Linked DNA regions of Homo sapiens: regions 2 and 3 are each linked to region 1. A link is an interaction called in ENCODE POLR2A ChIA-PET data of the cell type or tissue named here. Cell type or tissue: K562. All regions are shown on one strand.

The links. ChIA-PET counts read pairs that join two places held together with the same protein. Peaks named below come from ENCODE experiments on the same cell type or tissue, not always from the same donor. Only the 100,000 strongest peaks of a DNase experiment are listed, where the experiment ranks them.
Region 2: POLR2A ChIA-PET joins it to region 1 with 5 read pairs; 20 of 35 experiments call an interaction of 5 or more read pairs at or near these places.
Region 3: POLR2A ChIA-PET joins it to region 1 with 6 read pairs; 11 of 35 experiments call an interaction of 5 or more read pairs at or near these places.

What each region holds. Positions count from the first base shown.
Region 1 is chr1:28,410,862-28,414,861 of GRCh38, forward strand. The region is part of intron 2 of PHACTR4 (phosphatase and actin regulator 4); the gene reads left to right. Among named protein-coding and RNA genes, the nearest start is that of PHACTR4, 43 kb to the left of the region's middle. In K562, a CTCF peak has its summit at 2,105 (motif pointing left); a DNase peak (open chromatin) is centred at 2,090.
Region 2 is chr1:28,493,475-28,497,474 of GRCh38, forward strand. PHACTR4 (phosphatase and actin regulator 4) reads left to right here. Exons shown (of 14, transcript NM_001048183.3): 14 at 3,060-4,000. The coding sequence ends at 3,075. Among named protein-coding and RNA genes, the nearest start is that of SNHG3, 10 kb to the right of the region's middle. In K562, no CTCF peak of the experiment used is centred here; no DNase peak of the experiment used is centred here.
Region 3 is chr1:28,575,824-28,579,823 of GRCh38, forward strand. It overlaps TRNAU1AP (tRNA selenocysteine 1 associated protein 1), which reads left to right. Exons shown (of 9, transcript NM_017846.5): 9 at 1,677-2,722. The coding sequence ends at 1,813. SNHG12 (small nucleolar RNA host gene 12) reads right to left here. Exons shown (of 6, transcript NR_146382.1): 5 at 3,710-3,764; 6 at 2,715-2,857. It overlaps SNORD99 (small nucleolar RNA, C/D box 99), which reads right to left and starts at 2,999; the gene lies at 2,920-2,999. SNORA61 (small nucleolar RNA, H/ACA box 61) reads right to left here; the gene lies at 3,941-4,000. In K562, no CTCF peak of the experiment used is centred here; DNase peaks (open chromatin) are centred at 1,718 and 2,178; H3K4me3 peaks cover 1,004 bases.

The DNA.
Region 1 (4,000 bases):
ATGCCCAGCTAATTTTTGTATTTTTAGTAGAGATGAGGTTTCACCATGTTGGCCAGGCTGGTCTTGAACTCCTGACCTCAGGTGATCCACCCGCCGTGGCCTCCCAAAGTGGCGGGAATTGCAGGCGTGAGCCACCATGCCCGGCTGAGATTATTTTTTATTTTTATTTTTTTGGTTTGTTTTTGTTTTTTGGGGGTTTTTTTGAGGTGGAGTCTTGCTCTGTCACCCAGGCTGGAGTACAATGGTGTGATCTCGGCTCACTGCAACCTCCGCCTCCTGGGTTCAAGCAATTCTCCTGCCTCAGCCTCCCAAGTAGCTGGGACTACAGGCACCTGCCACCACACCCAACTAATTTTTGTATTTTTAATAGAGACGGGATTTCGCCATATTGGCCAGGCTGGTCTTGAACTCCTGACCTCAGATGATCCACCTGCCTCGGCCTCCGAAAGTGTTTGGATTACAGGTGTGAGCCCGGCCTGAGATTATTTTTTTCTAAACACTTATTTAAATCTTGGAATTTGTAAATTAACATTCATTCAATCATAATATGGAGTTTATAGGAAAACAGAAATGACTCATATTTAACTACCATTCTCCTCTGTCTCCATTTTTCCTTCTAAATGTTATAATGATTTTTTTCTTAGTTGTTTACTATACATATACACACATATACATATGATAAGAATTTGGTGTACTCAGTGTCATTTGACAAAGAAAAGAATTGAGGATGTAAAATGAGTTTGTTTCTTTTGGTGGAGTGAGAATTTTGTTATAATCAAGTTAGCTAATAATTAAGTAGAAATATTGAAAAAGAGATAAAAGACTACACATTGGGTACAGTGTACACGGCTTGGATGATGGTTGCACCAGAATCTTAGAAATCACCACTAAAGAACGTATTCATGTAACCAAATACTACCCATTCCCCAAAACCTATTGAAGTAAAAAATGACATAAAAAAGGAAAAAAAGAAAACAGAAACCACCCAAAAGAAAGAAAGAAAGAACGAATGAACAAAAGAAAGAAAGAACGAATGAACAAAAGAAAGAAAGAAAGAGAAAGAAAGAAAGAATTATTTGTGGTATTCTGGAAATAAAAGTAGTGAGGGATTTTTACGAATAAAGTACCAGAAGGATAGACCTAAGGTCTCTAGGACCTTTTCTACCTGGACAGATGCTTACACATTTCATTATATAATATTTAAATATCATGTTCGTTAATATCACTATTGGTCTCGTTGAAAAAAATGTTAAATGTTGGGAAGCTGTCAAGCTCATTCTGGATGTAAATTTTCCAAAATAGGAATTTCACTTGAAAGCTTGAATTCTATCACTAGCAACAAATACTGTTAATTTTCTTTATTAGTGACAGGCTTACTTTTGAGAAAATGCCTGTCAGCTATCTAAGCTTGAATAACATAGCTTGTTGTTCAGTCTTTCAAGTAAAAATAGTATTCCATGAAGAAAACTGTCTAGTTCAGTTTGCAACTCAGTCACACAAATGCCTTTCCTGGAGATAACCATCATACTTAGTATACAAATGTGCTTTATACATATTTCTGTTTCATCATAAACAGTAATAAAAATATATGTACTAAAGGGTTGATATTTATTAAAACTAATATTTTTTATTGCTTTATCAAGGACATTCTTAAAGTTGAATTTATTTTTCACTGTAACTGTGTAGTTGTGAAGAATACAATGATTTCTGCTACAGTTTGGTGCTGTTGCCTTGATTTGTGTTAAGGTGCTAACAGTTTTGCTCACCATTGCTTTTGTACCATCAGTGCAAGTGTCAACACAGTGGAAAAGGCAAATAATTTTTTTGTATTCTTATGTATTTAGTTTTACCTCTTGGACTTCTGAAAGGATCTCAGGGATCCCCAGAGATCAGCAGATTATACTTGCTTCATTTTCCTGAGGTTCCTAGAGGCCCTTCTATGGAAGTCATGAGTAAAGTTAAGATTTAATCCTGGAGATTGTATTGGGCAGGGTTTCAGTGTGGACTAGGTCTTGGACATTTGACAGAAATATGGTCAGAGGGAGTGATTAGCTCTGTGGTTTCTCCTAAGCAGGAGTACCCTGCACCACTACCCCCGGGCCACAGGAGGTGAGCAGTGGGCCAGTGAGCATTACAGTCTGAGCTCCACCTCCTGTCAGATCAGTGATTAGGTGGAACAGTTTCATCCCAAACCACCCCAACACCCCCGTCTGTAGAAAAATTGTCTTCCATGAACCTGGTCCCTGGTGCCAAAAAGGTTGGGGACCGCTGGGTTAAAGAAACTTTTGTGGAGCGAAATGAGTCTGGAACTCATTAGGCAATCAAGTATGTTCAAAGAAGAAATCCATAAGCATTTAGTCAAGACAGGCTGAGGGCCAGGCTCACCTGGGTACTGTGTTCTTAGCTTTAAAAAGGATAAATAGCAGCAGAGATATTGGTGATGACAGCTTTCAATATATCTCTTGAGTCACATTGCTCCAGTCTGTGTACAGGTGGCCTTGCAGTCTGTAGAGGTGGTACGCAACTGTCATCCTGGGTTATCCAGTCTCCATTTTCCTGACAGCTTTGCTTCTTTCCTGTGTTAGCTCCTTTGTTTCCTAAACCCTCATGTCTTCCTCTGTCTTGGTTGCCAGTAGCTTTTTGATGTTGAACCTCCTGGAATAATTATCTAATTCATTTCTTTTTCCTTTAGATATGTTTCCTGCAAGATTTATTCAACTTTATCTTCTACTTTTATTAAATTTTTCTTTTCTACTATTAGAGTTTAATCTCCAGGAGGTCTTTTTGAAGTCTCTGCATGTTTCTTTTTATACTATCCTTTCATTCTTTCAACAGATTTTCCTTGCCCTGCATAGTCTCTTTTTTTCCTAACATTGTTTTTAAATATTGATTTGGTTTCTTTTATGTTAGAGTTTTTCTCTGATGTCTAGTAATAATTAACTGTCTGCTGATGGTTAAAAGTGAGGGACTAAATAGCCAGTTAGAAGCTTTAAATGTATAGGCAGGTTGCCTTTGGGTGAGCTTCTTGGCCTTATTGTTGATGAACATTCTCATATCAGTATCAGGGTCTAAGGGGCACAGTCTTCCCACTGTGTTTGGATGGTAAGGGGTGAAGAAAACTGACTGAAGAGACTGCTGCATTCAGCATTAATTATGCATATTTTCACTTAATTCTCTTCCATTTTTAATTTTACTTGTATTTGTATTTTATTTTACTTTATTTTTATCTTTTGAGATGGAGTCTTGCTCTGTCACCCAGGCTAGAGTGCAGTGGCGCCATCTCAGCTTACTGCAACCTCTGCCTCCTGGGTTCAAATGATTCTCCTGGCCTCAGCCTCCCGAGTAACTGGGATTACAAGCACCCATCACTGCCTGGCTAATTTTTGTAGTTTTAGGGTTTCACCATGTTGGCTAGGCTGGTCTCGAACTCCTGACCTCAGGTGATCCGCCTGCCTCGGCCTACCAAAGTGCTGAGATTACAGGCATGAGCCTCTGCAGCTGGCCTTATTTTCTTTTTCATTTTATTTTTTTATTTTTATTTTTTGGGGTCAGTCTTCCTCTGTCTCAAAAAAAAAAAAAAAAAAAAAAGCACCGCAGCCTCGACCTCCTGAGCTCAAACAATTCTCCCACCTCTGCCTCCCAAGTAGCTGGGACTATAGGCACATACCACCATGCCTGACTAATTTTTTTACTTTTTGTAAAGATGCAGTCTCCCTATGTTGCCCAGGCTGGTCTTGAACTCCTGGGCTCAAGTGATTCTCCCACCTCGGCCTCCCCAAAAGTTGAGATTACAGGCATGAGCCATTGCACCCAACCCCTTCCATTTTTTGTACCATATCCCTACCATCAGTTGCCTTTTGCGACCCCTTTCCAGAGACCATTTGCTTTACACTTTCTTGGAAAACAGATTCCAAAATTCCGCCAGAGTTAGTGTAGGACAGACATTGAAGATCATGGAGTAGGGAAAGTGATAGAGGAATCAAACAGCTTTTACCTTGCT
Region 2 (4,000 bases), 83 kb after region 1:
TTGTAGTGAGCTGAGATCATGCCATTGCACTCCAGCCTGGGTGACAAGAGCAAAACTCCATCTCAAAAAAAAAAAAAAAATAAGTAAATGTGTATTCTGATTATGGCATTTCATGTATATTATTTAATCCTTGTAATAAACATGCAAGATGTGTTAACATCCCCATTTTATCACTGAGGAAATGGAGGCTCACAATGGTTAAGTAACTTGGTTGACTTGCTAGTAAATTGCAGAACCAGGATTCGGAGAAAGAAATCAATGACTTCAAGGATGTGAGGTGCTCTCTTCCTTGTACCTTACTCTCTCAGGTTATAAATGAGGAGACTGTGCTAAGTTAGACAAGATCTTGCCCTCTCTGGTTCAGTTCTGTCTAGCACAGTTGATCTTACCAACTTAATGTATAAACAACATTTTAATTAGCTGTCTTCATGAAACAAGCCAAGAAATCCAACAAAGCCAACAAGCCAACAAATCAAGTGTTTTGATTTGGAATTACGGTTGTGATTAAGGACCCACCCATATCCAAAGAATCAGCTAGCCACAAATGGAATCAGTGAAAGTATCTTTACATGATTCTTAGAACATTTACAAAAAGAGGCAAATGAGGCTGAGTGCAGTGGTTCATGCCTGTAATCTCGACACTTTGAGTGGCTGAGGCGGGAGGATCGCTTGAGCACAGGAGTTTGACACCAGCCTGAGCAACATAGTAAGACTCCATCCCTACAAAAAAAAAAAAAATCTATTTTTTGATTTAGGCAGGGGCCTGGTGCAGTGGTACACACCTGTAATCCTAGCACTTTGGGAGGCCGAGGTGGGAGGATCACTTTGAGACCAGCCTGGGAAACACGGTGAGCCCCATCTCTACAAAAAATAAACTTAAAAAAAAAATAAGCAAGGTGCAGCCAGGCGCAGTGGCTCACACCTGTAATCCCAGCACTTTGGGAGGCTGAGGCAGGTGGATCACTTGAGGCCAGTTGGAGACCAGCCTGGTCAACATGGTGAAACCCTGTCTCTACTAAAAATACAAAAATTAGCCGGGCATGGTGGCATGCCTGTAGTCCCAGATACTTGGGAGGCTGAAGCAGGAGAATCACTTGAACCCCGGAAGCAGAGGTTGCAGTGAGCCGAGATCGCGCAACTGCGCTCCAACCTGGGCAACAGAGCAAGACTGTCTCTCAAAAAAAGAAAAAGAAGGACCAGCTTAAGCAAGACGATGGGAGAGAGGAAAACACATGGTGTTTCTGGGTAACAGAAAATGTAGCTGGATCAGAGGATGTTTGGGGCAGTGTGGTGAAAATAAACTAGAAAATGGGTTGCAGTCCCTCGCAATGCTTTGACTGTTATGCTAGGATGTTGGAACCATTGGCAGTTCATAAGCAGGAAATTCTGTGTATTTCAGAACAAGCTCTGATGCAAACAACAAAGATGATATGGAAGGATGAAGAGACTAGCAGCAAGGAAAACAGGAAGTATCTGAAATAATCTTAGTGAGCATAGTGGTAGCTCACACCAGAGATAGTGAGAATGCAAAGGTGATAGATTTGTAAGACATTTCAAGCATAGAATCAACAAGATGTGGCAATTTGTTGGATTCCAGAGATGAAATAAAGGAGTAGTCAAAATGACTCTGATATTTTTAACTTGTATTTTTTGAGGTCTTTGAAGGTGATAAGTTTAGCTGAACAGTTTAGTTTATTCAACAAATACTGAGCACCTACCACGATAGGTATAGTGCTAGGTCCTTGGGCTACAGCAGGAAATAAGATAAAGTCTCTGTCCTCAATGAGGCTTTATTCTTTTTTTTTCTTTTTTTAATAGAGATGGGGTCTCACTATGTTTCCCAGGCTGGTCTTGAATTCCTGGCCTCAAGTGATCCTCCCATCTTGGCCTCCCGAAGTGTTGGGATTACAAGTGTGAGCCACTATGCCTGGCCAAGCTTTTATTCTAAAAGAAGAAGGCAGACAATGAACAAGCTAGAAAATAAATTGCATGTGTTTAGTTTGAGGAGCCTATGACACATGGAGATACCTAGAAGACCATTAGATATGCAGCCTAGAATCCAGAAAGAAAGCAAAGTCTCAAGATACAAATGAAAGAAGATAGTGGACCTTTAGGGGGGATTTTATTTTTATTTATTTATTTTTTTTTTTTTTATTTTTTGAGACAAGGTCTCACTCTGTCACCCAGGCTGGAGTGCAGTGGCATGATCGTGGCTCACTGCAGCCTCAACCTCTCATGTTCAAGCCATCCTCCCACCTCAGCCTCCTCAGTAGCTGTGACTACAGGCACAGGCCACCACACCTGGCTAACTTTTTGATCATTTGTAGAGACAGGGTCTCCGTATGTTGCCCAGGCTGCTCTCAAACTCCTGGTCTCAAATGATCTTCTCACCTTGGCCTCCCAAAGTGTTGGGATTGATTACAGGCATGAGCCACCGTGACTGGCCAAGGAAAGTTGTTTTTTATTTAAAGGGTAGACAGAGGAAAATGAACCAGGACAGCATACTGAGAAAGATCAATTGAAGAAGAGAGAAAATTATGGAAAAGATAGTGTTACAGAAGCCAAGAGAAGAGTTCTTTTTTTTTTTTTTTTTTTTTTTTGAGACGGAGTCTCGCTGTGTCACCCAGGCTGGAGTGCAGTGGCGCGATCTCGGCTCACTGCAAACTCCACCTCCCAGGTTCACGCCATTCTCCTGCCTCAGCCTCGCGAGTAGCTGGGACTACAGGTGCGCGCCACCACGCCCAGCTAATTTTTTGTATTTTTAGTAGAGACAGGGTTTCACCGTGTTAGCCAGGATGGTCTCAATCTCCTGACCTCTTGATCCGCCCGCCTCGGCCTCCCAAAGTGCTGGGATTACAGGTGTGAACCATTGCGCCCAGCCGAGAAGAGTTTTAAGAAGGAAGCAGATGAGGAGTATCAGATGCAACAGAAAGGTCAGGTCGAATTAGAGCAGAGGAAAGGCAGTGTTAATTAGGTATAACATTTCATTACTACTGATACATTAATAGCAAAGCAATGTACATCATGTGGTAACTTGTCTCTTTTTTAATCTCTTTTAGCTACCATCGTCCATGATGCCAAAGGTTGAGAGAGGAATCAACATGGCTGCTTTGCTGCTTCCTTCTCCAAAGTGACATATGGAGGGAACTTTAGCACTTCCCAGCACAGCCAGAATTGCATCCTCTGGGATCTTCTGAGGTGGACAGCACTTTGAATGTAGCATTTCACTGGAACAGAGTCTTATGTGCTGCACCGGGGGCAAAACAACACTTTGTCAGTGCTTTTGAACCTTTCAATATTGTAGCATGCTTGAGGAGTTTTTCCCTTACTGGCCACCAAAGTTCTGAACCACTTGCAGGTTCCAGGTTTTACTGGCTGCACCACACCCCTTCCCCTAGATGACTGCCTGTGCAGAGACACAGTTTGCACCATTAGCCTTACCTGCCCTGCCCTGATTGTGAGACCCAAATGTGTAGGCTCTAAATTCCAGCCATCAAATCCAATTCCTGGTGGGGAAAACCTTCTGGAGACCCCCAACCTTCTGATAAAAGAGTCTCTACCTCCAGGGAAAGCCTTCTTACCACACTGGCATATCAGATGAAAGCATTGCACTGTACCTCTCGTAACACAGCAATACAGTCCTCTTGAGGCACTCAAGCCTGAGAGGAAGCTCAGGATCTGACATGTTCTTCCTTTTCCTCACAAGTCATCATGATTTTTTATTTTAAAATAATCTGGAAGTAATGGGAACTTAGTTTTTCCTGAACTCCAACCAGAATCCAAATTGGTTAGATGAGGCCAGGCGCGGTGGCTCACGCCTGTAATCCCAGCACTTTGGGAGGCCGAGGTGGGTGGATCACCTGAGGTCAGGAGTTCAAGACCAGCCTGGCCAACATGGTGAAACCCCATCTCTACTAAAAATACAAAAATTAGCCAGGTGTGGTGGCGCCTGGTTGAGGCATGAGAATCGCTTGAACCCAGGAGGTGGAGGTTGCAGTGA
Region 3 (4,000 bases), 160 kb after region 1:
CTGGGATTACAGGCTTGAGCCACTGCGCCTGGCTTTTTTTTTTTTTTTTTTTTTTGAGATAGAGTCTTTGCTCTGTCGCCAGGCTGGAGTGCAGTGGTGCCATCTCTGTTCACTGCAACCTCTGCCTCCCGGGTTCAGGTGATTCTCCTGCCTCAGCCTCCCGAGTAGCTGGGACTACAGGCGTGCACTGCCATACCCGGCTAATTTTTTGTATTTGAGTAGAGACAGGGTTTCACCATGTTGCCCAGGATGGTCTCAATCCCTTGACCTTGTGATCTGCCCACCTCGGCCTCCCAAAGTGCTGGGTTTACAGGCATGAGCCACAGTGCCCAGTTTTTTTTTTTTTTTGAGACAGAGTCTCACTTTGTTGCCCAGACTTGAGATCAGTGATGTGAACATGCCTCACTGCAGCCTCGACCTCCTAGGCTCAAGTGATCCTCCTGCCTCAGCCTCCCTAGTAGCTGGCACTACAGACACAGGTCACCATGCCCAGCTAATTTTTTTTTTTTTTTTGAGATGGCATCTTGCTCTGTTGCCCAGGCTGGAGTGCAATGGCGTGATCTCGGCTCACTGCAACCTCCGCCTCCCGGGTTCAAGCGATTCTCCTGCCTCAGCCTCCCGAGTAGCTGGGACTACAGGTGCCTGCCACCACGCCCAGCTAATTTTTCTATTTTTAGTGGAGACGGGGTTTCACCATGTTGGCCAGGATGGTCTCGATCTCTTGACCTTGTGATCTGCCTGCCTTGGCCTCCCAAAGTGCTGGGATTACAGGCGTGAGCCACCGCGCCCGGCCGAGACGGGGTTTTGCTCTTGTTGCCCAGGCTGGAATGCAGTGGTGCCATCTCGGCTCACCGCAACCTCCACCTCCTGGGTTCAAGCAATTCTCCTGCCTCAGCCTCCCGAGTAGTTGGGATTATAGGCATGTGCCACCATGCCCGGCTCATTTTGTATTTTTAGTAGAGATGGGATTTCTCCATGTTGGTCAGGCTGGTCTTGAACTCCCGACTTCTGGTGATCTGCCCGCCTCGACCTGCTGAAGTGCTGGGATTATGGGCATGAGCCACTGTGCAGAAAAAATTTTTAATAGTATTTTACCACCAGGGACAGGGACTCATGCCTGTAATCTCAGTACTTTGGGAGGCTAAGGCGGGAGGATCACTTTAACCTAAGAGTTCAAGGCTGCTGTGAGCTGTAAGTGTGCCACTGTACTCTAGCCTGTGTGACAGAGCAAGACCCTTTCTCTAAAGTACATACACACACACATACATACATACAGGACTTGGCCTTTCAGCTCCTATATTTGACTGAAGTTCTTCCACTATGCACTTATTGTCAGTTCTTGAGATGATGCTCTGGACTTAATAACTTTGATCAGACCTTCTAAACCCAAATTTGAAGTGAGGACCAGACCAGAAAATCTAGGATACATGATGGCTAGAGACACAGGTGTAGCTTTTAATAGATGCAGGCTAACAGCTGCCATTTTCCCATTCTCTAGATACATTATTCTATTTTCATCTTCCCCAGAACCCTGCAAGGCAGTGCTTTCACTTCCTGAAAGAAACTGGCAGGATAGGGACCTTACCATAGAACAGAGTTCTGGGAGAAGGGAACTGAACCAGGTCCCTTGCAGCTGTCCCTAGACTTCCCTGACCCCATCCTTGCTTGCTTTCCAGACCCCATGCCACAGCTGGATGTGACTGAGGCCAACAAGGAGTTCATGGAACAGAGTGAGGAGCTGTATGACGCTCTGATGGACTGTCACTGGCAGCCCCTGGACACAGTGTCTTCAGAGATCCCTGCCATGATGTAGCCAGGCCAAAGGACAAGCCAGGTTGCATGATGTGAGGGAGATGAGAGACTCCTTTTTAAAAATTGTGAAACCTTTTTGGAAATATGATTTGTAAGATTTTAATAATGACTGTTTTTGGAGATCATGAATGTTTCTACAACACTGCTGCATTCATTTGACCATTTGAGTTTGAAGACCAAGGGAACAACTTTTAAACAAGGTTCAAATTGGTTTCCTTCACAGGAATCCTTTGTCCAGGTAGTTATCCACATAGGACAGTTTGGGATTATCCAAAACTGGGATGAGCAGCTTGGGATAATTCACACACTAAAGCCTGAGTTCAAGGTTTCTCAGTTGACAGGTAGGTATGTAAATCAGGGTTCTCTGGAGTATTTGTAGGACCTGCCATATTTGAGTCCTAACTTGGTGCAAGTCTGGCAGCTAGGTAGAAAAGGCACTCTAGCAGGTGTGGTAGGAGCACGCCCCAGAAGGTAGAATGTGGTGGGGTGTGATGGAACAGGCCAGTTGGCCTAAGAATTAGTACTTGCTCTAATAATGGGTTTCATCTATTTTCATGAGTTGCAGCATCTGCATATACAAGGCCTGGATCACTTTAGGATCAATATTTTGACACGGGAGAAGGCAGCTCAGAAAGGATTAAGGAAGATAGCTCAAAGCCAAAGCAGACCCTCCGTGTGAACTTTATACTGCTCACTTCCGTGTTTCCCAAGTAAATGGGGAAACTGTCCAACCTTGTCATGTGTTGGGACTTACTGCTTGAGGCAAAGCATTCATCCTACATCATAAAAAATCTCCAAAGATCTCTTTAAGGGCTGGGCATGGTGGCTCACTTTGGGAGATGGATTGCTTGAGCTCGGGAAGAGACCAGTTCGGTCTCTACAAAAAAATACAAACACAAATATACTTTTATTAGTCTTTTTATTCTTCTTTTATTGATCACCTCTGAAGTTCAGTAGCACACTGCATAATTTTTTGCATTAGCATGCTGTTGTTTCTACCTAAAATGACCGGGGTCCTTGCCTTCTGCTTCCCATAGAGATTGTCCTGCAAAGGAAGTGTAAGCCATTGTGTTACTAATTCCCAGATTTCCCCCACCCAGACATTTTCCTAGGAGCTGGTCTCAGTCCCATATCCGCATTTCTCATCCATGGATGTCCACTCAAATTAGGTTTCATCCTGGACCAGTCATTCTAAATACAGTGTGTGCTACATGGAACCCCTTGTTTCTACCCCACTCTCAACTCTCCCTAATGCTGAGAGACGTCCCACCAAAGAATGCATCATGAGCTCCAGCCACCACTGAACATTTGTGGCTACCAGGCCTTGTGGCCCACGGTGCCCTCTGATGCCTTCAATGCATTTTAGGGTGGGTAAATCATGTTCTAACCATCTTTGCCCTCTGGTAATGAATAGCTAAGGGCACACGAGGGAGGCCAAATGTAAATGTTACTAAGATGCTAAGACTTTCTGGCCCGGCACAGTGGTTCATGCCTGTAATCCTAGCACTTTGGTAGGCCAAGGCAGGCAGATCACTTGGGGTCAGGAGTTCAAGACTGCCCTGGGCAACGTGGTGAAACCCTGTCTCTACTAAAAATACAAAAATTAGCCAGACATAGTGGTGCGTGCTTATAGTCCCAGCTACTCAGGAGGCTGAGGCAGGAGAATCACTTGAACCTGGGAGGCAATTAGCCAAGATTGTGCCACTGCACTCCAGCCTGGGTGACAGAAAGACCCTGTCTCAAAAAAAAAAAAAAAAAAAGCTGTAACTTTGACACAGACCTAAGTAACCTTATAGTTCTATTAGGTTGACTACTTAGGACAGGATCCCAGATAGTTGAGCACTACCTGCAGCTACACACCAAGTTGTGACAAAGCTTTGGGTAGTCACTAACTTACCCAACTCCATAGGTCCATAGTCACAAATGAGGACAGCTTTACATGTAACATGAATCTAAAAGAAAAAAACACCACCCTTAATTAAGAGGCAAGGAAGCTATGACAGATCCCTCCCAAATGCAGTAATAGGTCAGCTATTACTATACCAACCTCCAGAGCTTCACACGCATCCTTCCCTTAGCCTAAGATTATACTTCATTTTACAATTTCAGAGATCCAACCATCTCTGAAACCTGTCTGAAACTAGCCCACATGCCATATACCAGATTACAACATTTAGGCCAGCTTCAC